Regions from separate parts of the Homo sapiens genome. Here region 1 is linked to region 2. Evidence: read pairs that join two places in POLR2A ChIA-PET (ENCODE). Cell type or tissue: HepG2. All regions are shown on one strand. Links, peaks and the distances in the headings refer to the core of each region. The heading gives the core; the rest is flanking DNA.

The links. Peaks named below come from ENCODE experiments on the same cell type or tissue, not always from the same donor. Only the 100,000 strongest peaks of a DNase experiment are listed, where the experiment ranks them.
Region 1: POLR2A ChIA-PET joins it to region 2 with 13 read pairs; 2 of 35 experiments call an interaction of 5 or more read pairs at or near these places.

The regions. Positions count from the first base shown.
Region 1 is chr5:135,255,559-135,271,111 of GRCh38, reverse strand. The region is part of intron 3 of PITX1-AS1 (PITX1 antisense RNA 1); the gene reads right to left. Among named protein-coding and RNA genes, the nearest start is that of LINC02900, 15 kb to the right of the region's middle. In HepG2, for the core only: a CTCF peak has its summit at 6,147; DNase peaks (open chromatin) are centred at 6,059 and 7,701; H3K4me3 peaks cover 2,742 bases.
Region 2 is chr5:135,150,731-135,166,283 of GRCh38, reverse strand. All of the region lies in intron 2 of PITX1-AS1 (PITX1 antisense RNA 1), which reads right to left. Among named protein-coding and RNA genes, the nearest start is that of LINC02900, 90 kb to the left of the region's middle. In HepG2, for the core only: no CTCF peak of the experiment used is centred there; DNase peaks (open chromatin) are centred at 7,083, 8,553, 9,303 and 11,793; H3K4me3 peaks cover 558 bases.

The DNA.
Region 1 (15,553 bases), core at 3,651-11,650, 110 kb before region 2:
CCCAGGCTGGACTGCAGTGGCACAATCTTGGCTCACTGCAACCTCTGCCTCCCGGGTTCAAGCGATTCTCCTGCCTCAGCCTCCCAAGTAGCTGGAATAACAGGCGTACACCACCATGTGTGGCTAATTTTTGTATTTCTAGTAGAGATGGGGTTTCACCATGTTGGCTAGGCTGGTCTCGAACTCCTGACCTCAAGTGATCCTCCTGCCTTGGCCTCCCAAAGTGCTGGGATTACAGGCGTGAGCCACTGTGTCCAGCCGACAATTTTTTTTTTTTTAAAGTCTGGCTCCTCTGCCTCCCCTCAGGTAGAGAAAAAAGTGGAGACTAATAGAAATAAGGTGCTTAGCTCTTCCAAGGGAAGGCTGCATAAGGGAAGGCTGACAGTGGAAATGAAGCCCAAGCCAAAAGCTGCCTACCTCCTGCCAGCCCCCAAAGCCATCTGTGGCCCCTTTAGCCCCCTGTCGATAGGCTGACCACATGAACATAGGCAAGAGGAGATCTTGGCGAGGGGGAGCTCTTGGCGAGGGGGAGATATTGGCGAGGGGGACATCTGCCATGCTCATGCCCGCCTCCCAGAGGCCATGGAGTCCAATCCTGCCTGGCCATGCCCAGAAACAGTGGCTGCTCCAGACCCCTGCTCCAGGTCCTCAATACAAAGAAATAAGTGCAGAAAGGGGAAGAGGGAAGAGGGAATTAAGTCATCCTCAGCTTTCTCCCAGGTTTCACTGAGAAGAATCAAGGCAGTTTTTGGGCCCATTGCCCAGAGACAAAATAGGAGATGAAAATATTTATTTGTTCCTAAGGCTCCAGCAATCCCAGGCTGAAAAGCCCACCTTGGTCATAACTTACTGCAGCTCGGCTGCTTCCAAGGCAGGCCCTCCCCACAGGCAGCCTCCCCCTCGCTTGGCTCTTGGGGAAGATGTTCCACTGCCCCACTGGGTGGGGGGAAAAAGTGGGATCCCTGCCCCAACAGAAACTGAATCTATTAAATAAGAATTATCCCCTATTGGCATCAGGGAGCCATAAATAGCCCAGCCGCCCCAGTTGAATCACCAGAGCTCGCACTGTGTCAGCGTTTCTGTATAAACCGGAGCTTGCTAGGGGATTAGCTCACAGCCATAAAAAATTTGCTCCAGGCTGAAACTTGGCCTAAGGAAAATCTCAGCCCGAGAGTAGACTCTGAAAAGAAAGCCAGGCGACACCACCCCCGAGCCTCCTGAGGACGAGGGTGCCGGTGACCAGGACCTCTTACACTGGGCTCTGTGGTCACCAGCACAGAAGTAGTCAGCGATTTCGTGCACCAGTTGGGGTTGTCATAATTCAAAATTTGGGTTGTTTTTATTTTTCAAGCTAAAAGAAGGGGCATTTTCTGCTATGAGAACTTTGAATAGATCTGACTTTGAAAATGTGTAATCCAAACCCTCCCCTTTTCCCTCTGACAGTTAAATATCAAGCAAAAAGAGATTTGCCTCAGCAGGGAGCCAGTGCCCGTGTTGTTGCCTGGGACACTGTTGGGACAGTGGGTGCTGCCTCCCACCCCAAAGTTTTGAAAGCAAGGCCTGGGAACCCAATAGATCAGAAGGGTAGAATAACTCCATATAGGACACAGGCGTAGTCAGTGGGAAAAGGATGTTTTGTTTTGTATTTTTCCTCCCCTATGAATGGTCAGTCCGACACCATCTATTAAGTAAAGCCAGGCCCTTCCACATTCCATGTACATAAATAACTTCCTGGTAGATTCATGATCTAAATGAAAAGAAAAACTATTAAAAATATTTGAATAAATTTAAAAGAATGTATATGTAAAGCCAGAGTAGGAAGGGCTTCATAAGTCATTTTTAAAAAGTCATGAAGAAAGAGAATGTTTTAATATTTAGACAATATAATTAGTTTTACATTTTTAGGAAGCCAGATTTGTCATAGATAAAATGAAAACAATAGATGGGAGAAAATATTTGCAATACATATGGCAAAGGGTTTATTTACTGTCATAATAAAGGACTCCTACAAATTAATAAGAAAAAGTAAAGAATAGCAGAAAAATAGACAAAAAACATGAAATGGCAATTTAAAGAAGATAAAATGCAAGTTGCCAACAATGATAAGATGTGAAACTCCACTGGTAGGTAGGGAAATATAAATCAAAACAAATGTGAACCACCAGATGGACAAAATTAAAATAGATTGGTAATGCCCAGTGCTAGTAAGGGTATGGGGAATAGGAGGTCTCATTCATCACTAAATGTGATGAATTGCTACAACCTTTAGGAAAGGTATGTGGCATTTTTTTTTTTTTTTTAGACAGAGTCTCACTCTGTCACCCAGGCTAGAGTACAGTGGCGTGATCTCGGCTCACTGCAACCTCTGCCTCCCGGGTTCAAGCAATTCTCCTGCCTCAGCCTCCCGAGTAGCTGGGATTACAGGTGCCTGCCACCACACCTGGCTATTTTTTTTTTTTTTTTTTTGTATTTTTAGTAGAGACTGGGTTTCACCATGTTGGCCAGGCTGGTTTCGAACTCCTGACCCCAAGTGATCCACCTGCCTGGGCCTCCCAAAGTGCTAGGATTACAGGTGTGAGCCACCGCTCCCAGCCAGCATCCGGTAAAATTTAAAATACCTGCAGTCTCACTTTAAGGAATATGTCCTTTAGGCCATATCTATAAGAATGCTTATTGCAGCTTTGCTTGTTAGGGCCAAAAATTAAAAATGAATGTCTACCAGTTAAAATGTTGAAAAAAGTATGTCTGTGCTATCGAATATAAATATGCAGCTATTGGAAAAAAAGAATATTTACATTTACTAACATAGAAAAATGATGGATTTTTTTCATTTTTAATTCCTCATATAACACATTCTCCTTTAACATCTTCTGCTTTATTAGCGAGTTTATCTCTTTTTCTTATTGTTCTTTTATATCCCTTCATATTTTTCAAAAGTTATTCATATGTATCTGAAGGTTTGAATTTGCCCATGCCCCTTACTGATAGGAGAGATGTTTTTTCAGCAAGTTTACTAGCTAATGTAATACCATGATGTGGCATTCATTAAAAACAATGAAAGAATGTAATGTTTAACAGGAGCAAATTTTTATTTTTTTAAAAGAAGAAAAAGGTAAAATCTCTAAGTATGCACCTATATTTTTATTTAAGTTTTTGCATGAAGAAAGGCATAGAGGTAATCACCATTTACTGTTGACACTGTAACTTCAGGGGGATGGGATTGAAAAGGGGGACTCACAAAATAATTGATTTTTTCCTTATCCATCTTTATGCTGGGTTTGGCTTTTTATAGCAAACATATATTAGTTTCATAATATTTTAAGTAGGAAACTTTTCAGTCACACCAAAATACAAAGTTTATTGGTAGAGGGGAAGTGGCTGCAGAACCTCAAGGCATGCTTACTATTAATAAATACTATGGCGTACACTCGTCAATAGCCACTAAGAAGCAGCCAGAGAAGTGGCACAGCTTCTACACACAGGAGTTCACAGACAAGGGAGACAAAATACATGATGCTTTGAGAGAACAATTTTTAAAATCCATAGGGTGCAGGGGCAGACAAGATATGAGCCTCAGATATGAGGGCTTCATGGTAGAGGCTTCTAAGGCCTTGAGAACGGGAGGACTTGGATAAATGGGGGATTAGGGCCGTGCAAGAGATAATGACGGCATAAACAAAAGATCTCTGGATCTGAATGAGGTAAGGAGAAGCCAAGGGCCTAAGGAAGGGCCTGGCACACAGTAGGTGCTCAATAATGCTTCCCAAGCTCTGCCTGGGAAACTTCCTACTCTTCAGAAGGTGGCACTGGTAAAAAGAGTTTGCACATCAGTCTGAAAACCGCCTATGCAAGGGACTCATTTTGGTTTCCCTTTAAGAGCCTGGTTCTCTAGGGAATGATTCACAACCAGACCGCCCTCTGCCCCGAAATACTGAGCCAAAGGCAGCCTCTCTGCATGTCTGGGAGCCCCACCAGGGAAGCACAAGCCTGAAAGACTCACTTCTAGGGTCACAAGAACAGTATTCACACTGGGGCCCAGCCACGGTCAGTTCCCACAGCCACCCCCAACTCCAGGTCAACTCACCCCCATCAAAACACACAGTCAGTTGCTATCATCCCAGGTATTAAAGTTCCCGGAGAGCAGCAACCACATCTGTCTGCTCACTCTTCTACGTCCAGTGCCCAGCCAGAGTGGGTGCTCAGGGAACACACACTGAATTAATGTTTGTTGAGAGAGTTGGTCTTTGCAGCTGAAACCTCTGACTTTTCTCTCTGGTCTCTGGCAGACGGATACTACCACCAGGGTCTGGGAAGTAAGAGGTGGAATCTGGGGGTTACAAGACTGATAAACAATGTTTTGTTTTTGGGGACCAAAAGAAAATAGTGACCCACAGCAATATTCTTAAGAGAGTATTTGAACTATGGAAGAGGGCAGGCTGTGCGTCATTTTCAATGAGGAAGGAGGAAAGGGGAGAGTTTGCAAATTATTTTCACCGGAGGCACAAGCAAGCCGTCTGTTTCACACGTGATTTCTAAAGGAGGAATGAGGAAAGAGGACAGTTTTCCCACAAGCACATCCTTAGTGAAAAGCATGGCGGTTTATTTGTTTCAAGCCCAGGAATGTCTTGGTGGGGTTTTGATCCTAGATTGCTCAGGAACAGCAAGGCCAGCCATGAAGTGAGACTCATCCCCTTCCTGCCAGTCCCGTCTCTCAGCCTTCAGATTATTCATTCCTAACCAGGAAGCGGACAGGCCTCCTTGCTACAGTGCATGTGAATACCCAGGAGAATCATGCCCCCAGCTCCCTCCCCATCTCCAGTTCACAACGGGAGGTATTCACTTCATCCTGCTCAGCCTGCGCCCCTTCACTGTCCTAAGAGGGTGCAGGAAAGACAGACAGGAGCTCCCAGGCACACACAATAGAGGGCTCGTCCAAACCACCCCCTTATAAATTCTAGCTCAAAACCAGAGTGTTGAGTGTCCACTCAGCATTAAGCCCCATGCAAGGAAAATCTGCTCATGGACTCCGAGCTGGCAATCCCCAATCTGAGACTTGTGGCTTCCCTCCCAGAACCCACGAGAGTGACGGCTCCTTCTTCCCTCCGAGGCACTCACTGCTTCTCCCAAAACACCAAAGTACTGGCTCTCTCTCTTAATTTCAAAATCTTTGGCTTTAAAAATGTGTGCTTTCTGCTCAGAGGTACCAAGATCCCTTCATTTATTCAACAAATATTTAGCAAGTGCTTCCTGTGAGCTAGGCTGTGATCTTCACAGTGATGAGGTAGCAGTGAAGAAAACAGACAAAAATCCCTGCCTTTCAGGGCTTAAATTTTAGCAGAGGAGGCAGAAAGAAAATCTAATTAATAAATAAGTCATTTACCTAAGTGCTCTAAGATCAAGCCAGGCCCAGGCGTGGCGGGGTGGGAAGGGATCATGTTCAACCGGGTGGTCGGGAGGTTCCTTCCCAGCTCCTGCCTGTCCAGCCTTTATCTTCCTGCCGAGATGGTGTTATTATGGTTCCCAAATGTTTGAGGTTCAAGTGAAGAGTTCATCTGTAATGGGATTATTTCTCGCCCTGTTTGCTTTCATTACAGACCCACTCTCTCCAAGCATGAGAATCTAACCTTACCGAAAGCATATTTTGGTAATCTGATATAAACTAAATTTAAACTTTGACCTCCAACAATAAAAACGCTACTTTCCTTCTCTGAAGACCTGAAATTCAGATTAAGGGCCTGCCAGCTTCACTTTCCGGGTTTCTAACTGACTTCTAATTAGATTCTAAGCTTTACTCAGAAGGGGCTGGGGACGGGCCGGGGCCCATGGCGGACGGCAGCCAACTGGCCTGGTTTCTCCTCATTCCCATTAGAAGTCAGATGCTTCTAGCTTTCCCACACCCCGAATCCTGTGTTTTTGGTATTGTCACAGAGTACCAAGCTAGTGCAGAAAACTCAAAATAAAATTGCTGTCTCAAGCTACATTGCAAATTTGCTCTGATCCCGTTTTGCACGAACTGCTTTAATCCTGCTGCGGGTAAAGGTTAAGTATGAGCTTACTCAAATCTGCCCCCACGTCATGTTCTAATTCCTGTAGGTTATCTTAGTTAGAAATTAAGGCAAGCAACTGCGAGTCCACATGGGGGCTGTCTGCGGCCAGGGCTGCTCCCTTCGTCTAAGCCTTCAACAGCCTCGCCTGCCACCCCACTCGTGAACAATTTTCTGTTTTTCAGAGCTTGACATTCATATGTTGTTCAGGTTTGCTACACACAAAATTAATGCCATGCATTTCTTTTTTTTTTTTTTAAGAAAGAAATTAAATAAATGTCACAGTCTGGACCAGAATAAGCAACTGAAAATTCAAATTCAGGGATGTCCTACATTAATAACTATTCACCGAGGAAGCATTTCCTGTTTATACATTGAGCTAATGAGAATCCATCACTCCTGTCAAATACACTGAACACCAAATTCAAATGTCAAACCAAATGTAAGAGGTCACACATTTCCTTTGCTAACTAAAAGTGTAATTCATAAATATTATTGCTACCAAACTCTCCATCTACAACATTTGTTTAGAAATATGCACATGTAATATAAATTGTGATTAAGTTAAATGGGTATATTATTTCCTGTTTTAAGGGCTAACAGCAGCATGAATTATGCTTTACTGCAAAGAAGGGCTCAAGTCACAAGCGGGTCTGCTCGAGCCCAGCCCCACATTTTACACCCCCAGATTGTTTTTTGCACATTCATTCATAAATACTTTACATTACCCAGCCGCACTGATAACTTTCACTTCTGCTGCCTTATAAAATAGCTCTTACTGTTGAAAAGGTCAGCTAAATGGACGTAAACTTTGTATCTAGCTACACTTAAAAATAAAAGTGGAAAAACAAAGAAGATTTACAAAGCCAGGGTCTTCATTTACCTCCATAAGCACAGTACCAGGATTCAAATTAAACTGAAACTTCGCATCTGTGGCATGATTTAGTGAGATGAGACTTGTTAGCCTGGGAAGTGACAACACAGCATTTTAACTTCCAAAATTACCAGGGAGTACAGAAACAATTGGGAAGCGACCTTTCATTATTTTTGTCAGCAAATAAATTCAACTAATATCCTTAGTTCAAAAAACCTGTATACACATTAACATTTGTATTACTTTAGGAGGACAAAATGTATTCTAGCAAAGAAAACAAGGAAAGCAGAAAAAACAGAAATAGATTCTCACCTAACAACCTGATAGGGAAATGTCCTCATGGCATTCAAATAAAAGGGTGAAAAGAGAGACCAGAATCAAAGCTGACCCTTCCTGGTCATGCTCCGGCAGTTTAAGAAAGGCGTATAGTTTCATCCCCCCCGCCACCCCCAAAAATTATTACCAGTGACCAAAAATAAATAAATAAATAAAATTTTAAAAGCAAGCAAATAAACCCTACCCTCCCAGGCCTAGATTGAGAGGTTTTCTCCCTATAGGCAAGCAGGAGAGCTTTGCTCCAAATCCTAGCAGAGCCAAGCCAAATGAATCCCACGTCCACATCAGCGAGGCCTCTGGCCGGGTCTCCCTGGGCCAAGCCCACGCGGAGGAGAGCGGGTGGGTCAGGTGCTCCTCGGAGGAGCTCTGACTCATCACTGTGTTCCAAACCCTTTCAAAGGGGAGCCGACCTGATGCCATCGTGCCAGACAATTTTGCAATGAAACTAAGTCTTTGATGTCACAGACTGAGAGAGAGGGATAAGCTGGGCTCTTGAATAGATAACCGGGATGACTCCCAGCTTTTGAAGTCTAGTGAAGAGCATTTCATAAACTCCAGATTTAGAAGCAGATAATTAACAGATACCATTAAGGCTCGTATCCGTGGCTATGGCTGTGACCGCTGCCCCACAGCCAAGACGGACACCCTGCCCACGTGTCACGAGGCAGGCAGGGGCCCAATCCTTACCTGCCCTGACTTCCCTGAAAGCTTAGGCTGAATGGGCAGATTTTGGTTCAAGAACAGGTGCTTCTGGAGGATAGATTTCTTTAAAGCATGTAGCCTTCATTCAATATTTCGAATTAGGCTTCTAATAGTTTTATCCTAGCACTTGTCCATCATACTATGATAGTTACATCATCGGTTATATTAAGTGTAGCAACTTCAAATTTGTTAATTGTGATTTGAAGTCCAGTGAAAGAAATGACTTTTATCTCACATTTTTTATTAAAGTATAATTTATATAAAGTCCAGTGCTCAGGTCTTAAGTGTTCTGATCAAACAGTTTTGATGAATACACATAAAGCCACAGGACATTTCTCACACTTCCCAGGCAATCTCCTATCCCCAGAATCAACCACTGGTTTTATTTCTGTCATCGTAGGTTAGTTTTTCCTAGTTTGGATTTTCTTATAAATGGATCCCATCGTATGCACATTTTCATATGCAGCTTATGTCACTCATCATATGTCTGAGATTCATCCATGATGGTATTAGTTGTTCATTCTGTTACACTGCTTGGTATCCTGTTGCATGACTAAACCACAGTGTCTTTATCCATTCCTCACTCATGGACAACTGGGCCGTTTGCCAGTTTTCGATTTTTACGAATGAAACTGCTATGAACATTCTTATACAAGGATTTTTGTGGAAATATATTTTCATTTCTCTCATGTAAATACCTAGGAATAGAAATGCTGGCTATAGGTAAGTGTATTTTTAACTTTTAAAGGAAGTATTAGTTTTCCAAACTGGTTATACCATTTGACACTCTCACCAACAATGCATAAGAGTTCCAGTTCCTCCACATCCTCTCCCACTTTTAGTGTCATCAGTTTTTTTCACTTTAACCAACTTCTAGTTGATATCTAGTGGTCACTAACTATAATTTTAATTTGCATTTCCCTGATATCTAGTAGTTGGTGTTTAAAACTTTTTCCTGTGTGTATTGGCCACTTGTATATCTTCTTTAATGATATTTCTATCCAAGTTGTTTTGCAATTTTTAATTACATTGTTTGTCTTTTTATTGTTGAGTTGCAAGAATTTCTCTATGTATTCCGAATGGAAGTCTTTTGTCAGAGATGTGTTGGCAAATCTGTGGCTTGCCTATTCATTTGTTTTAACAGTGTCTTTGATAAGCAGAAAGATTTTATTTTATTGAAACCCAGTTAATCAAGTTTTGCTTTTATGGCCTGTACTTTCCATGATTTCTTTAAGAAGTCTTTGCTACCTCAAGGTTACAAAAATACTCTGTTTTTTTCTAGTAATTTTATCACTTTAGTGTTTGCATTTAGATCAATGACCCATATTGAACTGATTTTTCTATATTATTAGAGGTAAGAACAAAGTTTTTTTTCAAATTAATATCTAGTTGTTTCTGTACCATTTGTTGAAAAGATTTTCCTTCACTACTGAATTTCTTTGGCACCCTTGTCAAAAATCACTTTCCCATATATCTTGGGTCTATGCATGGACTCTATTTTGTTCCATTTGTCTTTTAACCCATCCTTTCATCCATACCACACTGTGTTGATTAGTGTAGTTATATAGTCAGTCTTGTGGTGAAGTAGGGTAAATATTCCAAATTTGCTCTACTTTTTCAATATTGCTTTGGCTATCCTAGGTCCTTTGCCTTTTCATATAAATTTTAAAATTATTTTGTCCAAGATAAAAGCTTGCTGGGATTTTATTTAGGATTGGTCAGTTTGGGAGAAGTGACATCTTAATGTTGAGTCTTCTAATTCATAAACATGTTATATCTCTTAATTTATTTAGGTCTTTAATTTCTCTCATCAACATTATATAGTTTCCAGTCTTTCATATCTTTCATTAAATTTATCCTTAAGTAGCTGAATTTTTATGCTACAATTACTATTTTGACATTTTCATTGTTAATTAATTGTTCATTGCTAACATATGGAATTATAATTTAATTATATCCTGCAACACTGCAAAAATAAATTATTAGTTCTACTTTTTTTTTAATCCCTTAGGAAACTCAAAGCAATCTACAGATTCAATGCAATCTCTATCAAAATACCAATGACATTCTTTACAGAAATAGAAAAAACAATCCTAAAACATATATGGAATCACAAAACTATCCTGAGCAAAAAGAATAAAAACTAGAGGAATCACGTTGCCTGACTTCAAATTATTCCACAGAGCTATTGTAACTAAAACAGCATGGTACTGGCATAAAACCAGACAAATAAACCAATGGAACTGAATAGAGAACCCAGAAACAAATCCACACACCCACAGAGAACTCATTTTTGACAAAGGTATCAAGAACATAAACAGGGAAGACAGTCTTTTCAATAAATGGTGCTGGGAAAATTGGATATCCATATGCAGAAAAATGAAACTAGACCCCTATCTTTTGCCATATACAAAAATAAAATCAAAATAGATTAAAGACTTAAATTTAAAACCTCAAACTATGGAACTACTACAAGAAAACATGGGGGAAGATCCTCAGGACACTGGTCAGAACAAAAATTTCTTGAGTAATACACCACAAGCACAGGTAACCAAAGTAAAAATGGACAAATGGGATCATATAAAGACAAAAATCTTCTGCACAGCAAAGGAAACAATCAACAAAGTGAGGAGACAACCCACAGAATTGGAGAAAATACTTGCAAACTACTCTCTGACAAGGAATTAATAGCCAGAATATATAGGCAGCTCAAACAACTCTATAGGAAAAATTCTAATAATCTGATTTTAAAATGGGCAAAAGATCTGAATAGACACTTCTCAAAAAAAGATATACACATGGCAAACAGTCATATGAAAAAGTGTTCAACATCATTGATCATCAGAGAAATGCAAATTGACACTACAATGAGATAGCATCTCACCCTAGTTAAAATGGCTTATATCCAAAAGACAGGCAGTAACAAATGCTGGCAAGGATGTAGAGAAAAGGAAACTCTTATACACTGTTGTTGGGAATGTAAATTAGTACAACCACTATGGAGAACAGTTTGGAGGTTCCTCAAGAAAACTAAAAATAGAACTACCATATGATCCAGCAATCCCACTGCTGGGTATATATACCCAAAAGAAAGTAAATCAGTATATCAAATAGATATTTGCATTCCCGTGTTTGTTGCAGCACTGTTCACTATAGCCAAAATTTGGAAGCAACCTATGAGTCCCTCGACAGATGAGTAGATAAAGAAAATGTGGTACAGATACACGATGAAGTACTATTCAGTCATAAAAAAAAGAATGAGATTCTGTCATTTGCAACAACATGACATGGATAGAACTGGAAATCATTACACTAACTGAAATAAGCCAGGCACAGAAAGACACACATTGAATGTTTTCACTTATTTGTGGGATCTAAAAATAAAAACAATTGAATTCATGGAGATAGAAAGTACAAAGATGGTTAACAGAGGCTGAGAAGAGTAGTGGGAGGGTAGGGGAGGGTGAAGATGGTTAATGGGTACAAAAAATAGTTAGAATGAATAAGACCTAGTATTGGATAACACAACAGGGTGACTATAGTCAATAATAATTTAATTGTACATTTTAAAAAAAACTAAAAGAGTATAATTAGATTGTTTGTAACACAAAGGATAAATGCTCAAGGGGATGGATACCCCATTTTATATGATATGATTATTATGCATTGTATGCCTGTATCAAAACATCTCATGTACCCCATAAATATATACACCTACTATGTACCCACAAAAATTAAAATAATTTTTTTTAAAGTTAAGAATTCCTTAGGAATTTCTCTGTACAAAATCATGTCACTTATAAGACAATTCTACATCTTCCTTCCCAATCTATATATCCTTTATTTCTTTTTCTTATATTATTGCTTTGTCTAAGACTCCAAGTTAAATGCTGAATAAAAGTTGTAAGAGAGACATCCTTGCCTTGTCTCCAATCTGTGGAGGAAGGCATTCAATCACCAATAAGTATGTCAGCCATAGGTTTTTTGTAGATGTTATTTGGCAGATTGAAAAAAGACTCTTCATTCCTAGTTTGCTGAGAGTTCTTATCTAGAACGGATGTTGGGATTTGTCAATTGCTTTTTCTACATCAAAATGACCTTATAATTTTTCTCCTTTAATAAGTTAATGTGGTAAATTATATTGATTTTTTAAATGTTATACAACCTTACATTCCTGAGATAAACCCTACTTTATCTTTTTCTTTATATTATGGGATTTTATTTGTTAATATTTTGTTAAGGATTTTTATCAAAGATTTAGTTATGATAATGAGAAACTTTGGTTTATAACTTTCTTTTCTATAATTTCCTTGTATGATTTTGGTATCAAGATAATTCTAGCCTCATAGAATGAGTTGGAAAGTATTCTCTAATATTCTATTTTCTAAAAGACTTGGTGTAGAATTGATATTATTTCTTCCTTAAATATTTGAAATAATTTGCCAGAGAAAACTAGCTGGGCCTAGATTTCTGTTTGTGGGAAGTTTTTTAAATTACAAACTCAATTTATTTAATGACTATAGGGTTTATATTTCCTATTTCTTCTTGGGTCCATTTTTTAAGTTATGTTTTTCAAGGAATTTGTCCCTTTCATCCAAATCATTGAATTAATTGTCATAAAGTTATTTATAATATGACTACATTATCCTTTTAAGGTCTGTAGGCTATTTAGTGATGTCCCTTCTTTTATTCTTCATAGTGGTAATTTGTATCTTCTGACCTTTTACCTTCATTAGTTTTCCTAGGTGTTTATCAATTTTATTAATCTTTTTAGCAAACCAATTTCAGTTTTTGCTGATTTTCTTGATTATTTGTCTCCTACTTTATTGCTTTCTACTCTGATTATGGTTTAGTTAACTCATCTCTTTTAGCTTTTTAAGGTGGAAGCAAAGGTCATTGATTTTATACCTTTCTTATTTTCTAATATGAGCATTTAAAGCTGTACATTTCCCTTTAAATTTTGTGTATGCCAAAGATTTTGATTTTCATCATTGTTATCAAATTTTGATTTTCATTATCAAAATATTTTCATTATCAGTAAATTTAAGATATTTTCTAAATTCCCTCATGATTTCTTCCGTGACTTGTGGTTTATTTAGTCATGTGTTGTTTAATTTCCAAACATTCGAATAATTTTTCTAGGTATCTTATTGTTATTGATTTCCACTTTACATTTCATTGTGTTCAGAGAATATACTTAGAAATTCAATCTAAGAAGTTTATGGAGACTTGTTTTATGATCCAGTTCATGATCTCTTTTGAGAAATGCTTCACATGCATTAGAGAAATATGTGTGTTTTGCTCCTGTTAGGTGGAGTAATCTAAAAATGTCAATTAGATCAGGTTATCAGCAGTGTTGTTCAACTCTTCCATATACTCAACTAGTTTTTCAGCCTATTAATTACTGAGAGAGGGTATATTAAATTCTTCAGCTATGATTGGATATGTATAATTTCCTTTAATTTTATCAATTTTTGCTTCATGTATTTTGGAACTTTGATATTAGGTACAAAAACTTTGGGGATGTTTATGTCTTCTTGATTAATTAAGCCCTTAATAGCATTCTGTTTCTTATATCTTTTTATCAACTTGAAGTCTACTTCACCTGATATTAGTTTCACCTGTTTTCTTATGCACAGTATTTGCAGGTTATCTTTTTCAAATACTTTACTTTCAACCTGTTTGTGTCTTTATATTTAAAGTGTATTTCTATAGTTGAGTCTTGCATTTTTATCCAGTCTGACAATTTCTGCCTTTTAATTGGGAAGGTCAGTCCCTTTATATTTAATGCAATTATTCATCTATTTTGATTTTAAACCAAATTTTGGTTTGGTTTTTATCTTCTATGCTCTTTGTTTTTATGTTCCTATTATTTTTAGGATGAAACGTATTTTTAGTATTTCATTTTAGCTCCTCTATTGACATTTTAGTCATGCCTCTGAATTATTTTTAGTGATTTCTCTAGTGACTGTAATCTTTATCTTTAATTCCTCACAGTTTGCTTTCAAAAAAATATTCTATTACTTCCATTTTCTTTCAGCCTACAGAACTCCTTTTAGCATCTCCTGGAGATGGCTTCTTTCTGGTTTTTTCTGCTTGAAAATATCTTCAATTCACTTTTATTTTTGAATGATATTTTTATTGGATATAGAATTATAGGTTGACAAGATCTTTTGTTTTTTCCGGTAGCATGCTGAAACTGACATACTTTATCCTTTGTTTTCAGCAATTTGACTGAATCTGCTTGGGATTCTCTAAGCTTCTTGATAAGGCATATATTTACTCTTTAGTTTTAGAAAATGTTTTATTCTTTTATCTTTGAATATTTCTTCTTTCATGTTTTCTCTCACCTTCTTCTAGGACTCTAATTATATATAAGACATTTGATATTATACCATAGAACTCAGATACTATTTTTTATTCTTTTTTCTTTGTTTCAGATTGGATCATTTCTATTGATGTGTCTTTAAGTTTTTTTCTCTTGTATCCAATCTTCTAATAATTTCATTGACAGCATTTTTCATGTCTGACATCATGTTTTCTATTTTTTAGCATTTCTATTTAGATCTTTTTTTATACTGTTTTCATACCTCTGCTGAAAATCCCCATGTTGCCTTTTTCCCACTGGATCCTTTAGCATATTTATCTTAGCTACTTTACAGTCCCTGTCTGATAATTGCAACATTTGGGCCAACTTTGATCGTTCTATTGACTATGTTGTGTCTTGACAAGTGATCATATCATTGTTCATTTGTTTGGGGGTGTGTATGTGTTTGGTAAGTTTATATTGAATGCAACACATTGTATGTAAAAAATAGTAGCAATGAGGCAAATACACCAAAAAATGGAGAATTGTCTTCCTCTATCAGTCTGTTGATGCAGGAAGCTGAATTAGTATCTAATCTGTATTTGAGCTGGGTTTGGACTGTGCTATTGTTTTAGTTACATTCAATGCACTACAATCTTCAGATTCTCTTACTGGTGGACTATTGCTGGCCCCCACTTAGCATGAAGCCTAGTGTAATAAAGAGTTTCTCTCAATTCTCCCGTACCACCTTAGACTTCAGCAGGCTCTGCACTGTAGAAGAGGTCTCTCAACATTCCTGCCCCTCTCCTACTGTTATACTACCATCTGGTGCCTAATGCAAGGCCCAGCATTCAGAAGGATTTATTTAGGCAGCCCTACATACCTGGGCCTTAGAGAGGATCACTCTTAACTCTCCTCTCTCTCCCCTACGTGACATTATCTCGCACTCAGTGCAGAACCTTGAGCTTGGGCAGGTTTCTGGCCCTCACCCAGTAGCAGATAACAGCTGCCTTATACTCGGTGCAAGATCCTGAGTAAGACCTGGTTTTCTGCCCCTTTCTCAGCAGCAGATAACCACTGACTCTTGCCCATGCATGGTCCATGAGGGTTTCTCTTGGTTTCCCTGCCCTAGCCTTAGTGTTGGGCAGGCCTTGTATACCTCTACCTCAGGCATGCACCTCCCAGAACTTCCAGTGGCAGATAACCTCTGCCTCTTACTCACAAAAGGTCATGAGCATGGGAGGGTTTTTATTAGTTCTCTTGCTACAGACTTAGGCAGGTCCTGCACCA
Region 2 (15,553 bases), core at 4,534-12,533:
CACCCCTAGCAGTCTGGGGAAGCCTATGGACCTTGTCTCAGAGAAATGTTTTAGATGCATAAAGCTTACATAGCATTAAAATGAAACCAGTTACACTGAAATAATGTTTTTTTGTGATATTGTTATGCACATGCATTAAATAGTAAGATCTCATGGGCATTGTAATTTCAAAGTAGTGATAAGCAGAAATATTTCAAGATATCTGAAATAGTTAGCAAACTGTTTATTGCATAGGTTTTCTTCTAGAAAAATTTTGCAGTCTATCCATCTGACAAAGGGCTAATATCCAGAATCTACAAGGAACTTAAATTTACATGAAAAAAAAAACAACCCCATCAAAAAGTGAGTGAAAGATATGAACCAAAACTTCTCAAAAGAAGACATTAATGCAGCCAACAAACATATGAAAAAAGCTCATCATCACTGGTCATTAGAGAAATGCAAATCAAAACCACAATGAGATATCATCCCACGCCAGTTAAAATGGGGATCATTAAAAAGTCAGGAAACAACAGATGCTGCAGAGGATGTGGAGAAATAGGAATGCTTTTACACTGTTGGTGGGAGTGTAAATTAGTTCAACCATTGTGGAAGACAGTGTGGCGATTCCTCAAGGATCTAGAACCAGAAATACCATTTGACCCAGCAATCCCATTACTTGGGTATATACCCAAAGGATTATAAATCATGCTACTATAAAGACACATGCACAGTATATTTATTGCAGCACTATTCACAATAGCAAAGACTTGGAACCAACCCAAATGCCCATCAATGATAGACTGGACAAAGAAAATGTGGCACATATACATCGTGGAATACTATGCAGCCATAAAAAAGGATGAGTTCATGTCCTTTGCAGGGACATGGATGAAGCTGGAAACCATCATTCTCAGCAGACTAACACAGGAACAGAAAACCAAACACCGAATGTTCTCACTCATTAAGTGGGAGTTGAACAATGAGAACACATGGACACAGGGAGAGGAACATCACACACCGGGGCCTGTCAGGGGGTGGGGGGCTAGGGAAAGGATAGCATTATTAGAAATACCTAGTGTAGATGATGGGTGGATGGGTGCAGCAAACCACCATGGCATGTGTATACCTATGTAAGAAACCTGCACACTCTGCACATGTATCCCAGAACTTAAAGTATACTTTAAAAAAAAAAAAAGAAGAAAAGAAAAGAAAAGAAAGCAAAAGGGAAAGGGAAAGGGAAAGAAAAAGAAAAGAAGAAAAGAAAAGAAAAAAAGAGAAAAGAAAAGGCTTTCCATTTGGGGTGGTAACAAGTTCCTGGAACTAGATAATGGTGATGGTGACGTAACATTGTGAACATACTTACAGCCACTGAATTGTGCACTTTAAAATAGTTAAAATGGTAATCTTATGTTATGTGTATTCTACCACAATAAACAAAACCAAAATTAAAAAAAAAATCTATAGTTTCTATTGTTGACAAAGTCACAAGTAACTCTATACTTCTGTGGGAGTTTTTTTGTGTTTTGCTTTCTGTTAGGGTTTTTTTTCTTATTGCCTACATTCTCAATCAAAAGGTGTACTAAATTTCACTTAAAGTCTAACGAAAATTAAAAATAAAGATGTGATTTTTTTTTCCATCCAAGTGGGAATCTGAATCCCATTCAGAGATCCTCTGAACACTATCCACAAAGCCCCTGGGAGTTCTGTGATCTGCACCCCTCACCTCTCTGCCCTGTCTGTGCCTCTCCTCCATGACGGCGTCACTCTAAGCATACTGGCCTCCCCTGCTGTTCCTGAAACACACTGGACACATTCTTGCCTTATGGTTTCTGCTTTTGCCCTTCTCATGATCTGGAAATACCCTGCTCCTGCCCCTCTCTACACAAATAACATCTACCTCTAAGTCTATGCTCAAATCTCACCGTCTCATGGGACAGAACATACCCTGTGTACCCCCAGCATTTCCTAAACCTCTAGGCCTGCTGTTTTCTGTAGCCTTTCTTACATTCTAGCATACTACATCATCCACTTATTTATTACAGTTGTGCATTCTCATTCTCTCTTCTCCTTTTCCTCCCTCTCCTCCTCTCTTCCCTCCCCAACCCCAATCTCTCCGTCTCTCCCTTCAACCCTTCTTTCTCCTAGAATGTAAGTTCCCTGAGGACAGGGATGGTTGTCTATATGTTTGGTGATATAGCATTAGCTCTTAGAATAGGGCCTGGCAGATAACAGAAACTCAAATATTGGCTGAATGAGAAATTAACAAATGAATGAACAGCCCACCTCCTCAGTGGTCTCACCCTGACACTAGTCTGCACCCTCAACTCGACATCTGATCACATTGCTCCTCAAATGTGCCAGGGACTCCATCACCTCTGGAATGGCCTTAGTGGGACCCTTGGGGCCTCCACACTTTCTGGTCCCTGTCCACCTCTCCAGCCCCATCTCAGCCTCTGGTCCTGAGTGTCCCATCTCTCTGTACCTACCTCTCTTTTACCATTTTTCCGTCTTCCACTTGTCTCTGTCTGCCTTTCTAAACTGTGAAGTCCACGAGACTCTATCTGGTGTAGTTCACCTTTGGGTCTCAAGCACCCAGCTCCAGGCCTGGTGCCCAGCTAGCACCAGGAACTGTTTGATGGATGAATGAATGAGTGGAACAACTAGTGGCTGAAGCAGGAGCAGAAGCCTGCCTGGGTGCCACTCAGGCGGCAGGCTCACTGACACCGAGCACATGCCCTGGGTGGGGCGTGTCACTCTGGCTCCTGACTGAGCGTTTCACCTGGGACCCACAGGAGCTGGTTCTCAGTTTGAAGAGATAATCCAGCTAATAACAGGATTAGTTCAGGCACATCCCCTAAACCATAGGCTTGAAACCTCTACCTGGGCAAATGTTTGGGGGGACTCTGCCAGGATCCCTACGCTCACCAACCACAGGTCCTTCCCCATCACACATGGCTCCTCAGCTCTGACAAGCCACCCATGGAGCACAGGCAGGGGCTCGGAGATGAGCAGCCTGGAGGCTCTGATGTCTCTAGTGCCACAAGTCCGCACGGCACTGCACTGCCAGCCTCCACCCTATGACACCACCTACTCTTCCCTGTGCCAAGGAAGGTGATTATGTGGGCACCGTGGAAAAGGAGACCCCAAGAGGACAAACACCAGTGACTCTGAACTGACAAGTGACATGTGGTAGCGCCTGGGAAAGCAGGCTCTAGGACTGTGCCACAGCTCACGTAGAGCAAAAGTGTCGCCATGTGTCTCAGTACTGGCATCCAGAGCCTGTGTCTAGCCTGGGCACTTCTGCCACCCTACACACCCTCATCTCCTGCCAGCTCCCTGACTGGAACAGACCCCAACTCCAGAGGGATGGCTGCAGGAGGGTTACACAGAAGGCTTACAGGGGTTGTGCTAGCCCATGGTCGAACAGCAGAGGGAGTGGAAATGTTCAAGGTTGGGGCTGAAGTCAGAGGGAAGCGGCCACATGGCCAGAACTGCCCAACTCCAAACCCCTCTCTCATTATGGCCCTAATTCTGTCACATGCTAAGTTAAGACCCTGGGCAATGTAACCTGTAAGAGCTGTGCCGTCTCATATGGTAGCATCTAGTCACCTTAGCCATTTAAATTTAAATGAATACTAATTGAAACTAAATAAGATTGACCATTTAGTTCTTCAGTCACACCACTCCCACTGCAAGGGCTCAATAGCCACATATATGCTGTTGGCTACCATATTGTACAGCACAGAATAGAGCATTTCACTCATCACAGATGAAGTTAAATAATATAACTGTTGTGAAAAAAGCTCAGCACAGTGCCCAACATGTAGTAGATGTTCAATATCCTCCACCCTTCCCATAAGCTCCAGACACTCCAGGGACTCCTCACTGCCCTTGCCATGCCACCTCCTTGAGGCACTCTTGGCTAGCAGCTGCTCAGTCCCCACAGCATGCCTGCCTTGGGTTTGGGAGATAAATCAGTATCCTCTGTGCTCTCCACTGCTACTTAGGGACTACGTCATCATCACCCCATTTTACAGATAGAGAAATGGCAGCCTGTAGAGGGTAAAAAACGTACCCATGGTCAGGAGACTGGATGCTTACAAAATCATTGAAAGGGCTAGAAAATGGGCTCTAGGTGGGCCCCTGGGAATGACTTCCAGAATCCCACTGAGCTGACTTGCCAATTTGGAAGTCAGGTGTTGTAGACAGAATAATGGCTCCCCAAAGATGTCCATGTCCTAATTCCTAGAACCTGTGAATATTCATTTTTGTGACAAAGGGAATTTAGGATAGCAGATGAAATTACAGTGGTAAAATGGCTTCCTTCGAGGTAAGGAAATTATCCTGGATTGTCTGGGTGTATCCAGTGACTACAGTATCCCAGTGTAGACACGAGGGTTCTGAAATGTGGAAGATGAAGAAGAGTCAGTGTCAGAGTGATGTAATGTGAGAAAGACACAACCAGTGGCTTTGAAGACAGAAGGGTCTTCTCTAGACCCTCCAGAAAGAAATGCAGCCCTACTGACATCTTTATTTTACCCCAGTGGAGCCCATTTTGGGCTCCTGACCTTCAAAACCACAAGATAATACATTTTTGTTGTGGGAATTTATTATAGCAGCCACAAGAAGTAAATACAGTTTTTGGTACCAGAAGCGGGGCTGCTGTAACAAATACCTAAAAGTGTGAAAGTGACTTTGAAACAGCAGTTGCACAGTCTAGAAGAATTGTAAGGAGCATGATAGAAAAGCCTAGGTTTCTTTGAACAGACTATTAGAAATATGGATGTTAACAACTTTACTAAGACTCAGAAGGAATGAGGAACATGGTAAAGAAAACCAAAATCACTTTAAAAAACACTTCAATTGTTGTGAAAGAACTGTTTGTAGAAATACGGATGTTGAAGGTGCTGCTGGTAAGGGCTCAGAAGAAAATGAAAAAATGTTATTCAAAACTAGAAGAAAGAGGATCCTTGTTATATAGTGGCAGAAAGTCAGTGGAATTGTGCCCTGCAGTTATGTAAAAGGCAGAAATTGCAAGTGATGAACTTGTGTATTTAGTTGAGTAGCAGTTCAAGAAAAGTGTTAAAGGTGTGGCCAGGTTTATTTTTGCTCCTTATAGTAAAATGCAAAAGAGAAGAGATAAACTGGGCAGGTGCGGTGGCTCATGCCTGTAATCACAGCACTTTGGGAGGCCAAGGCAGGCAGATCACGAGGTCAGGAGTTCGAGACCAGCCTGACCAACATAGTGAAACCCTGTCTCTTCTAAAAATACAAAAATTAGCCAGGCATGGTGGCACACGCCTGTAGTTCCAGCTACTCGGACGGCTGAGGCAGGAGAATAGCTTGAACCCGGGAGGTGGAGGTTGCAGTGAGCCGAGATTGTGCCACTTCACTCCAGCCTGGGCAACAGAGCAGACTCCATCTCAAAAAAAAAAAAAAAAGAGAGAGAAAGAGAGAGAAGAGGTAAACTGAAGGAAAAATTGTTTTTAGTTGTTGTTGTTTTTTGTTTTTGTGTATGTGTGTATTTTTTTTTTAAGGAAACATGACTTGATTTAGGGAAAGTCTCAGCCTATCTAGATTGTAAAAACACTAAAATTAAGAGTTACGTTCAAGAAAGTATGACAAGAGGCAAAAAATAAGAGTGTGGCTTGACAACCCATTGCTGGTACCTCAGAAAGATCAAAAGATTAGTCACACAAAAGCCTCTTTGAAAAGAGTGTGACTTATCTATCCTCTTGAATATCTCAGCAGAAGCCAAAATAGAGATGAGATTATCTAGGAATGACTGGTGGAGGAGGAGAAGACCTACAAGATTCTTAAGAATGTTATGCCAGCAGAAACACTGCAGTTTTTACTGAAGAGGGCTGAGAGGAGATGAAAAAGAAAAAAAGATTGTAGAACCTCTGAAAATCTCCAGGCAATAAACAGGCTGATAAAACTCCTCAGCTGCAAACAGATGCTACCTTTAATGAAAAAGAAAAGTTGACTCAGAAGGTGGGGTCTTGAACCCAGATGGTGAGCCAAGAATCACGGAGAAGCTTTAAAGCCAAATGAAGTTTGCCCAGCTGGATTTCAAAATTGCTTGGGACCAGTGATTCTTTTTTTCTTTACATTTTCTCCCCTTTTGGACAGAAATGTCTAGAACTATTACCCTATGCCTGTACCCCCACTATATTCTTAGAGTGGAAAACTTACTGAGTTTCACAGGTTCACAAATAAAGTGGAATTATGCTTCAGGATGGATTATACCTAGACAATGACCCATACCTGATTTAGTAAGGAATCAAAAAGCTGCCGCTGCAACTACTTGACATCAAGAACACACTGCCACAACTACAATCCAGGGGTATAAAAGTGCTGTCACTACCATGACTGCCTCTTAATACCCACACAACTAGAGACCAGACACTAGAACTCCAACATGGAAAATTCAACAGCTGTATGACCATGTTTACTGTTGCTATGTTTGTTGCCAAGACAGAAGACAGTCTCTACTTCATATCTGCCTTCCAAATCTCACACACATACATCTAACTGATAGAACCCATCTGCATTCATACTTTTGGCATAGGGAATCTGAGACATATACTTTTTAACATTTGTATGCAAGGTTTACTAGAAGGAGGGTGGTATGGATCTGAGTGCCAATTCATTTCACCCACCAAAGTCACCCATTATGCTAAGCATCATTTTATTTGATCTTAAAACCAACTTAATAAAATAGACATGATTATTTTCCTGATTTATAGATGAGGAAATTGAAGCTCAGAGAGTTTAAGAGACTCAAATAATACCACATAGCTAAGAAGAAGCAAGGATCAAACTCAGAACTCTCTGAATGTAAAGCTCATGTTGTTAACTACCACGTGCATTTTAGGGTCATCTTGATTTCTGAGGGATCAAAAATATAAGGTAGAAGTAGAGGATAACTGAGTTGCATATTTAAAGTAATGGCAAAAAAGAGGGTACACAAGAAACAAACTTGCTGGACCAAGTAAAGGAAGTAGAAGTCATTCCAATCATAAGTAATCCTTGAGTACATAACACATCAAGGTCTGCTTTAGGTGCTCGGGATACAATGGTTACCAAAACAGGCATAGGCATCTGCCCCGCCCCTGCCTGCATGGACTTACAGTCTGGAGGTAGAGATAGAGGTGTTAACCAAATAACCATACAGACGAACTGATTAGTACAACCATTGTGAGAACTCGTAAGGAGATAGCCTCATTTTATCAGTAGAAGACATAACTAGGAAGCCAGATCCATGTGGGAAGTCAGAGAATGCTTCCTTAGAGAAGTTACAATTATACCAAGAGACTTCTGCTCCCTTAGGAGGAGCTAGTGAACTTGAACCAACCTCCTACAGAGGATACCTGAAAAAGTCTGAATAAATTCAATTTTCTCAAAAGAATCAAAAAGCTATAACATGGCTAAGAATTACCACACCAAAATTTATAAAAACGTGAGGACATAAAAAAATAAGCCAAACCTTCAAAGCCACATTAGCCCTGAGGACATTTTCTGATCTGGAAGAAGTTGGTGGTGACCTTCTAAAATGAGGGGTACAAAAGTCAAAGTGTCAATTCCACCTATGTAAAATGAGCCCATAAAGGGGTTTACTCCCAGCATGAGGGTGAACTACAAATAAACTAGCCCTCTTGTGAGCCTGTAGCTCCTGTTCAAATAACCCGAGAGTTAAATGAATCTCATGTTTAAATTAACAGACAGCACTCCACAGCCCAGAGGAAGCAAATAAAATCCTCTCTGAATGAATTATTTCTAAAATAATTTAGCATTAATGACCAGCACATAGTCAAAAATAACCAGGCACACAAGGAAATAAGACATCATGAATCAAAATACTGAAACAGATTTACATTTCAGATAACAGAATTTTCTCAGAGTCTATTAAAAAAATTATGTTTATGATGTATAAAAAAATAAAAAACAAGGTAGAAAATATCTACAGGGACAACTGCTCTAAGAACCAAGAGATGAACAGGAGTTAACCAGATGGAAAGGAAAAAGAGAGGGATGTAGGAAGAAAGGCATTCCCAGCAAAGAAGCCAATAGTCTCCGCGTTCTATCCCACCATGAGGCCTCTGTATGTCAGATATTAAGAAAGAGGCCAGCATGGATGGAATGTAGAAAACAAGGGGACAGGGAAATAGTGTGGCATTGAAGAACTGAGATAAGCAGAGGGTGGATTCTGATAAGCATTTTGGCCTCTCTCCTGAAAATAATCATTGAATGTTACCATTGAAGGAGCCTTGAAAGGTTTCAAATAGGAGTTGGGCTAGACAAACTTGGATTTTTGGAGAATTCTAGTCTTCTGCTCAGCTCTGAAAGGACCTTCTCCCCTTTTTCTCTGGAAACTCACACAATCCCAAGATCCATACTGAGCCAACACTATTGCCCCATTGAGCAGGTGGTAACACTGAGACCCTGAGAGAGGCAATGACCTGTTTTAAGGGCCCTGTTGAGTAACCTAGGTCTGTTGGGCTTGCTTCATCTGGGGATACAGCATAGAAAAAAAAGTAGGTGGAGAAGTCTTTGTTAGCAGAGTCAACTAGAGGGTCCCATGACCTGAGGCCTGCTTAGACTAAATATCCGTACCCAGATATGGAGTCTCCCAGCACCATGGCCTTGAGTAGTCTGAGCTCCCCAGCAACATGAATCATACAACCTCAGCTGGCAAGGTAGAGCGTGTGTGTGCGCACACACATGCATGTATACATGGAGAAGGAGGGACAGGGTCTAAGAAGAAGGGCCAAGGTTTTCATCCCCAGTGCTGAACTGAGCCCAGACGTGCAGTATGGGTAAGGTTTCTAGGGAACATTTGCAACCCCTATAAATTGGGCCACATTTTATGGGAGGACAAACATACCTGCCTCCCCAGCAGCTCATGAAGCTCCTCCCTCCTCATGCCAGGTGGGAGGCACCGTAGACACATCACCCACCCAGGGCCCAGCCACTCCCACTCATACACCACTCATTTCTCCCAGGCCTTTGTTCCTGCATGTCCAGGAGCTGCCAGCCTTCTCCTTACTCCACAGCAGGCTCCTAGAGGATCCTGGACAAGTCTTGACCCCATCAGGAGCCAATACCCACCCCCATTCCCTGCTCTGAGGCTGCCAGCGGATCGCTACAGGGGAAGCAGGCAGACCACCATTGGCCCAGGCTCCCCAGGCAGTGGTGGGGCCTTTGAGGGGAAAGTTCATTGCATCAATCAGCTCATTGTTGGCCTGCCAAGTGCAGGCTCGTCCTCCCCCGGTGTGTCACTGGGCGCTGTTGACACAGATGTCAACTGTCAAGGGTGCCCTCCACCCTCCACCTTCTTCCTGGGGCGTCCTGCAGGTCCAGCACAAGGGCCTCTGTCGCAATGCTCCCCACTGGCCCCTTGCAACCAAGATTGCCACACCTTTGGAATTGCCAAAACTTGACTGGATACTTCATCATGCGGATTGGCCATGAAGGCTGCAGCTGACTCGGCCAGGTATGGCAGATACTTGACTGTTTGCCAGATGACAAATCCCAACCGAGTGAAACCTGCAGACTTCACAGTATCTATGGTGCAAGCTTCTTCCCGCCCGCCCAACAGAAGTGGCAGGTGGTAGCTTTCTGGGGCCCATTTCCAGCATGGGAAGGAGGAGTCCACATCCCCACAATCTGTGCATATATGGGCCCAGCCAGCCGGTTAAATCCATGGCAATGACTTAGCTGTCCTTGTTCCCTCCAGACCCATCCCACGCCTGCCTCCAGGAAGGGCTGGGGAGCAGTGAGCACATGGGAATCTGTGCAGTGGGACCCAAGGGGCCCTGTCCCGATTCCTGTCCTTCACTAGTCCCTGGGCACCTCAGGATAGAGGGCAGCTACACTGTGGCAACCCTCAGGCGGAAAAGACCACACAATTGCAGGCATGATGAGGAACCACCAAAATCACTTCATGCTAGGCCCCAAGGAAAGCTGTTAGAACCCAAGGAAAAATATATGATGCACAGGATACTTCACTCCCTAGATCACCATGATTCTGAGTTATTTGTCATGTTTGTGGATTCCAAGTATGTCCACATGCCATGGAGGAGGGAAGTACTTGGGCTCCCAATCTTGATGGAGAAAACATACTTACAAAGAGAGAGAAGAGAGACAGAGAGAGAGAGATTACAGCACAAGGTAGGAAGTGTGTCCAGTGAATGGGTCAATGGAAATCACAAGGAAGGAAAATCACTGTGTGCTGGAGTAGACAAGGAAAGCAGGCTTCCCAGTGGGGCTGGATTTGTTCCAGCATAGCCAGGTGCAATCTAGGAAGCGTGATGGCTTAAGCTAGAAAATGGGGACGAGCATACCACTGTGTGAGGATACTGAGCCTGGAACCACAGACTGGCTGAGACTTTCTGGTGCAACCCACCATCGCCACTGTTGTCCAGGTAGGAAGACCAACGCCTGCAGGTGAAGGGACTTCCCCAAGACCACTCAGTCAAGTGGGAACTGGTGCCCAAGCCTGGATCTGAGGTCAGTGCCCCAGCCACCAACAGAGATTGCTGTACATGGCAGAAGATGATGCCCTGGGCCCTTTCTCAGGACATGCTGTTATGCACATGGCTTATGATCCCTTCCCAAGATCAGGCAGGATTTAGTACCTGGAGCCCAATCCTACAGAGCTGTAGCAAGAGGTTGGGGAGAAAAGACAGGAGTTAGGAGCCAGACAGCACCCTGGCCTAGCTCAGGCCAGGATAGGCTGACAGGATAGGGCTTTAGGTCTTCCCATTTTGAAACCTCTGTGAAATAACTATTTTGAAATCTTGCTCAATTTTGAAATTTCTGCAAGATAAAACCAAATCTGGTTGTGATGAGTTGATACCTTGATCATTGGCCTGGTATGTGGTAAACTGTCTCCCCTGTCCTCATGACCTTGGGGGCTGGCTCTATGAGCCCTACACTGTAGCCTGTCAGCAGGACAGGACCTGGCACAGTGTGGGTCTCTGCCCTGGGAAAATGCTGCCAGTGGGAGTCAGCTGCCTGGCATAACAGAGGAGACACACCTGGACTCCCTCCTCAATGCTCGAGCTCCAGGCCCTGTGTCTATCATGAGGCTGTGGCACATATTAGTATACGATGGACACGTGTTGCCCTTGTGGTCCCAATACCAATTCTAAAAATCATCCAAGCACCTACGGTTTACCTGCCAAATGCCGTCAAGTCCACGGTTTCCTCCTTCCAAAAAGCTCCACCAGTTGAACCAAGGCATTGCTTGGGAAGAACTCTGAGCTGCGCAGACCACAGCCTTGGCCCATGACCCAGGACAATCTTAAAAGAGGCCCAGGGCCCAAAGAAGCTAATTGGCTTGCTTTTCCACTGAAGGGAACAGGTACCCTGGACGCTCCCACAGCCAACCACATAGAGACCATGTGGGAAGCTCCTGGTTTGATGGAAGCCACTGACTTTTCTTTCTAGAAAGTCCTTCAGAGAGCACATCTTCTCACCCCCACCTCATCATACCTTGAATATGGGGCTGCTGCAGTGAAGAATATCCCAGAAGGCCAGCCTATTTTTTAAGTCAACATTTCTTCCCTGGGACAGAACAACCAATGAGGCCAAGATGAGGATCTACACAGGTGAAGTGGTCAAGAGTACCCAGGGCTGGTATAGATGACGTGGAAGTAGCAGTGGTAGGTCCACCATAAGATGCCTCAGTTGACAGAGCTTTATCTTTCTTTCCCACCCGGATAGAAATTCAGTCCTTTTCCACTGCAGCAGAACATACAACCCTGCTGGTTATGCAACTCAGGTCATGATTCAAGTTCTGTGTGCATTGGGCAGTTTAGTCATGTTTGAGAAATACCTCCAAACACTGTTCACTCATTCAACTGACTTCTCCTGAGCACTTACTAAGCCACAGGCTAGGAACCAGAGCAGCGCCCAGTCCAGCGGGAGCAGATGAGGGCCTTTCCGCTGGGAAGGGAGCAAATGGAACACTCTCTCTCTTGAGCTGTGCCCACCTTCCACGACTCCCTCCGAGGCCAATCAGGCACATCTGCCAATCGCCAAGACCGCAGAGCACAGTCAGGAGATCATGAGTTCTGACCTAGAATCAGCCACACAAACAGCTTCAACCCTCTAGGCCTCGACTATCCCATCTGTATCATGGGGATAAAAGGAGCTGCCCTGGGTAGCACCAAGAGCCAACAGGAGGAGGCTTAAACAACAAAGGTGATGCCCCTCATCATCACTGTTGGATGACTCCTGCAGAGGAAGGGAGAGGGAGCCAGGGACAAGGGTCCCCTCCTTAGGAAGGGCTCTCAAATCTGTCCTCACGTCCTGTCAGTGCACACCTACCCTAAACAAGTCTCCTGGCTAGGCCACCTCCCCCTCTTCTCACCAGAGCTGTGCCACAACCTAGACTAGAGCTAGTCACCCTTCCCGCCCCAGGCAGAGGCAGGAGAATGACACAACTCAACACCCTGTTTAATCCTGCTCAACTTCAACACTAGGACGGAGTTGGGGAAGGAGATAGGTCCTCACTGTGACTCACTTGCAAACAAGGTCACTACCCACAAGACCAGGACTGGTCTGACCTGGAGGTAACCCCAAGAGTGTGAAGGAAGGTCCTCTCTCCACCTTAAAATCTCTCTCCCAATATCTGCATGACTTCAGTTCATACCACTAGGTTGAATTTCTTTGGATGCTAGAGAGTTTTGGAGGCTTGAGAGTTCCCTGTTAATAATCACTAACATTTTTGGCAAGTGAGCAAGTCATTGTACCAAACACTAATTTAAACCTCATAACAAACCTACAAGGCAGGTATTCTTCTTATGCCCATTTCACAGATAAGCAAAAGGAGACAAGTTCAGAAACACGCCCAAGGTCACACAGCTAGTGAGTGGCAGACCCAGGAATTGAACACAAGCTGTTCGATCGTAGAGCCCATGATCTTAATCTTCACACCTTAACCCACCGGGGACTTAGCTTAGGAAGATGATTTATAAGCCATTTTCCAAAAAGCCCTAGAGTTGCATGGTGGCACCTCAGGAGCCACCAAAGGCAGCAGAAGGAGCAGAGGGTGAGGCTCCAGTCCCCTCCCCCATTTTAACCAAAGCAGCTTTCTTAAGCAGAATCTTAATTTTTAAAAAGAAACAATTTCTAATTAGTTTCTAATTTCAATCTAATTGTAAAAATAGATCTCACCAATTGCTTGAACCCAGGAGGCGGAAAGTGCAGTGAGCCAAGATGGTGCCACTGCACTCCAGCCTAGCGACAGAGTGAGACTCCACCTCAAAAAAATAAAATAAAATAAAAAGATCTCACCAGCAAAAACAGTTCTGAAATTTTCCTCTTTAGGAAAACCCCAGCTCATACTTTATAGAATTTCATTCCCAAGGGATCTTCTTCTGATATGGGGGATAAGACACAAGGGAGGTTTTCAGGAAAAACTTAGAAGTCTTCAGAATCTAGCCAAGAGTCATCAAACTCAGGGCCTTGGAAACCAAGGGTCTCCTCCTTTCTTCCCTAAGCCTCTTGGGTCCAGAAAAGAAAATGTGATCACAAGGTCCAGAAATGTGGCTGGCACCAGTAAATAGAGTAGGGAACCCAACTCCTTCCACCAACACACATAGCCACACACTCTCTATTTCAACCTGTCCTCCGCAATGGACTCAGATGGGGTGACCCATGAGTGATCTTTGACCCCTGATCAGCCACAGCCACTTATGGGGCACCCGGGACATCCACGTGGGAGCCATGAGCCCAGGATCCTCAACTGAAAGTGAGTCTAGGATGGACAGAGGGATCATGGCTGTGATGGGGCCCTGATCTCGTCTCCCTTTGCATGGCGACAGAGATGACCTTAGAGGACAGGCCAGGACGGAGAACAGTTTTTGGAGAAAGGAGTCAAGACACCCTCTGGCTTCCCAGCCCATTGCCAGGGCACAGAGAATCCTGGAGCATCATGGACAAAATCCTGGGAAATTATACATGGCTCATAACTGGGCTTCATCTCCTCATTCCCTCTCCTGGCCCTCCTTCTCCCCTGAAAGCTGCCACAAACCTCTCAGCCTGGACCTCTGAGGAACAGCCATGTTCCTTCCTGCTTTCCCACTTTTTTTTTTTTTATACTTTAAGTTCTAGGCTACATGTGCACAATGTGCAGGTTAGTTACATATGTATACATGTGCCATGTTGGTGTGCTGCACCCATCAACTCGTCATTTAACATTAGGTATATCTCCTAATGCTCTCCCTCCCCCCTCCCCCCACCCCATGACAGGCCCTGGTGTGTGATGTTCCCCTTCCTGTGTCCATGTGTTCTCATTGTTCAATTCCCACTTATGAGTGAGAACATGCGGTGTTTGGTTTTTTGTCCTTGCAATAGTTTGCTGAGAATGATGGTTTCCAGCTTCATCCATGTCCCTACAAAGGACATGAACTCATCATTTTTTATGGCTGCATAGTATTCCATGGTGTATATGTGCCACATTTGCTTAATCTAGTCTATCATTGTTGGACATTTGGCTTGGTTCCGAGTCTTTGCTATTGTGAATAGTGCCAATGCCTGCTTTCCCACTTTAAACTCCCCACCCCGGGAAAGAGGCATCAAAACCTGGAGAGAGCAGGGGACAGTGTGGCTAAATGAGAACCACACAGGAGAAAGACACAGGAGTGGGTGCTCGATGGCCACAACAACACCCAGCCAGAGCAGGCTACTCCAAAACACCTTCACTTCCACGCGGCTCAATCACTTCTCAGAAAGCCGAGTGTCTCCCTCCCCAACCAAGGGCCCCCATTGATAGGCATGGCTCTGGCCCTATGAGGCATTTGCACAGCTGTGGCAAGGCTGCTGTATTGCACAAGATCCAAGTGAAGTTCAATTTGGAATCAAAAAATGCTATGTTGGAAGAGCTACACCCCCTGGAACGTGAGCCCTCCCACCCCAACCTATGGTTCCAATTTCCCCAAGAGATAACCTGGATATCATCTGATTGGTGATATTGCAGGGGTCAGCTCAGAGAGACTGAGGGTCTTCTGTAAGATACAACAGGTCCCTGCATTGCTCCTGTCCCCAGAATGAAGAGGCAGCAGCCAGGAAGAGGCACAGGCCTTGCTGTACACAGAGACAGCTTTGCTCTCATCTCCCCCACACACCTGCAGCACCCCCAAAGCAGCCCTATGTTCCCCTCAAAGGACACCCAGGTAAGATGCTGAGGTCTGAGAGGGGTGAGTACATCAGTCTGTCCATTCAACCCACTTGCTCAGCTTAATCTGCCCTCCCCATTTAACAAGGGCTCAAAAGAGGTTTCACCAGCCCCCACCACCCAATCGGGCGCCTTTCTCAAACCCCACACTGGCAATTACTTCCAATTACACAATGTGACAAGGCTCTGGGGCCTGGGCTCCTAACTCAGGCCCTGCATTATGAAATGTTTTTAATCCTCTTACTTAAGGTGGAAAACCGATATGGTGCTCTGAGTTCACGTGAATGACTGGAAAAATAATTCTAAGAAATAAAAACATTGCCATCAATATCACCTTACAGCCTCCCTGAAAGGATTAAAAGGATGCATACTTTGAATTTTCAA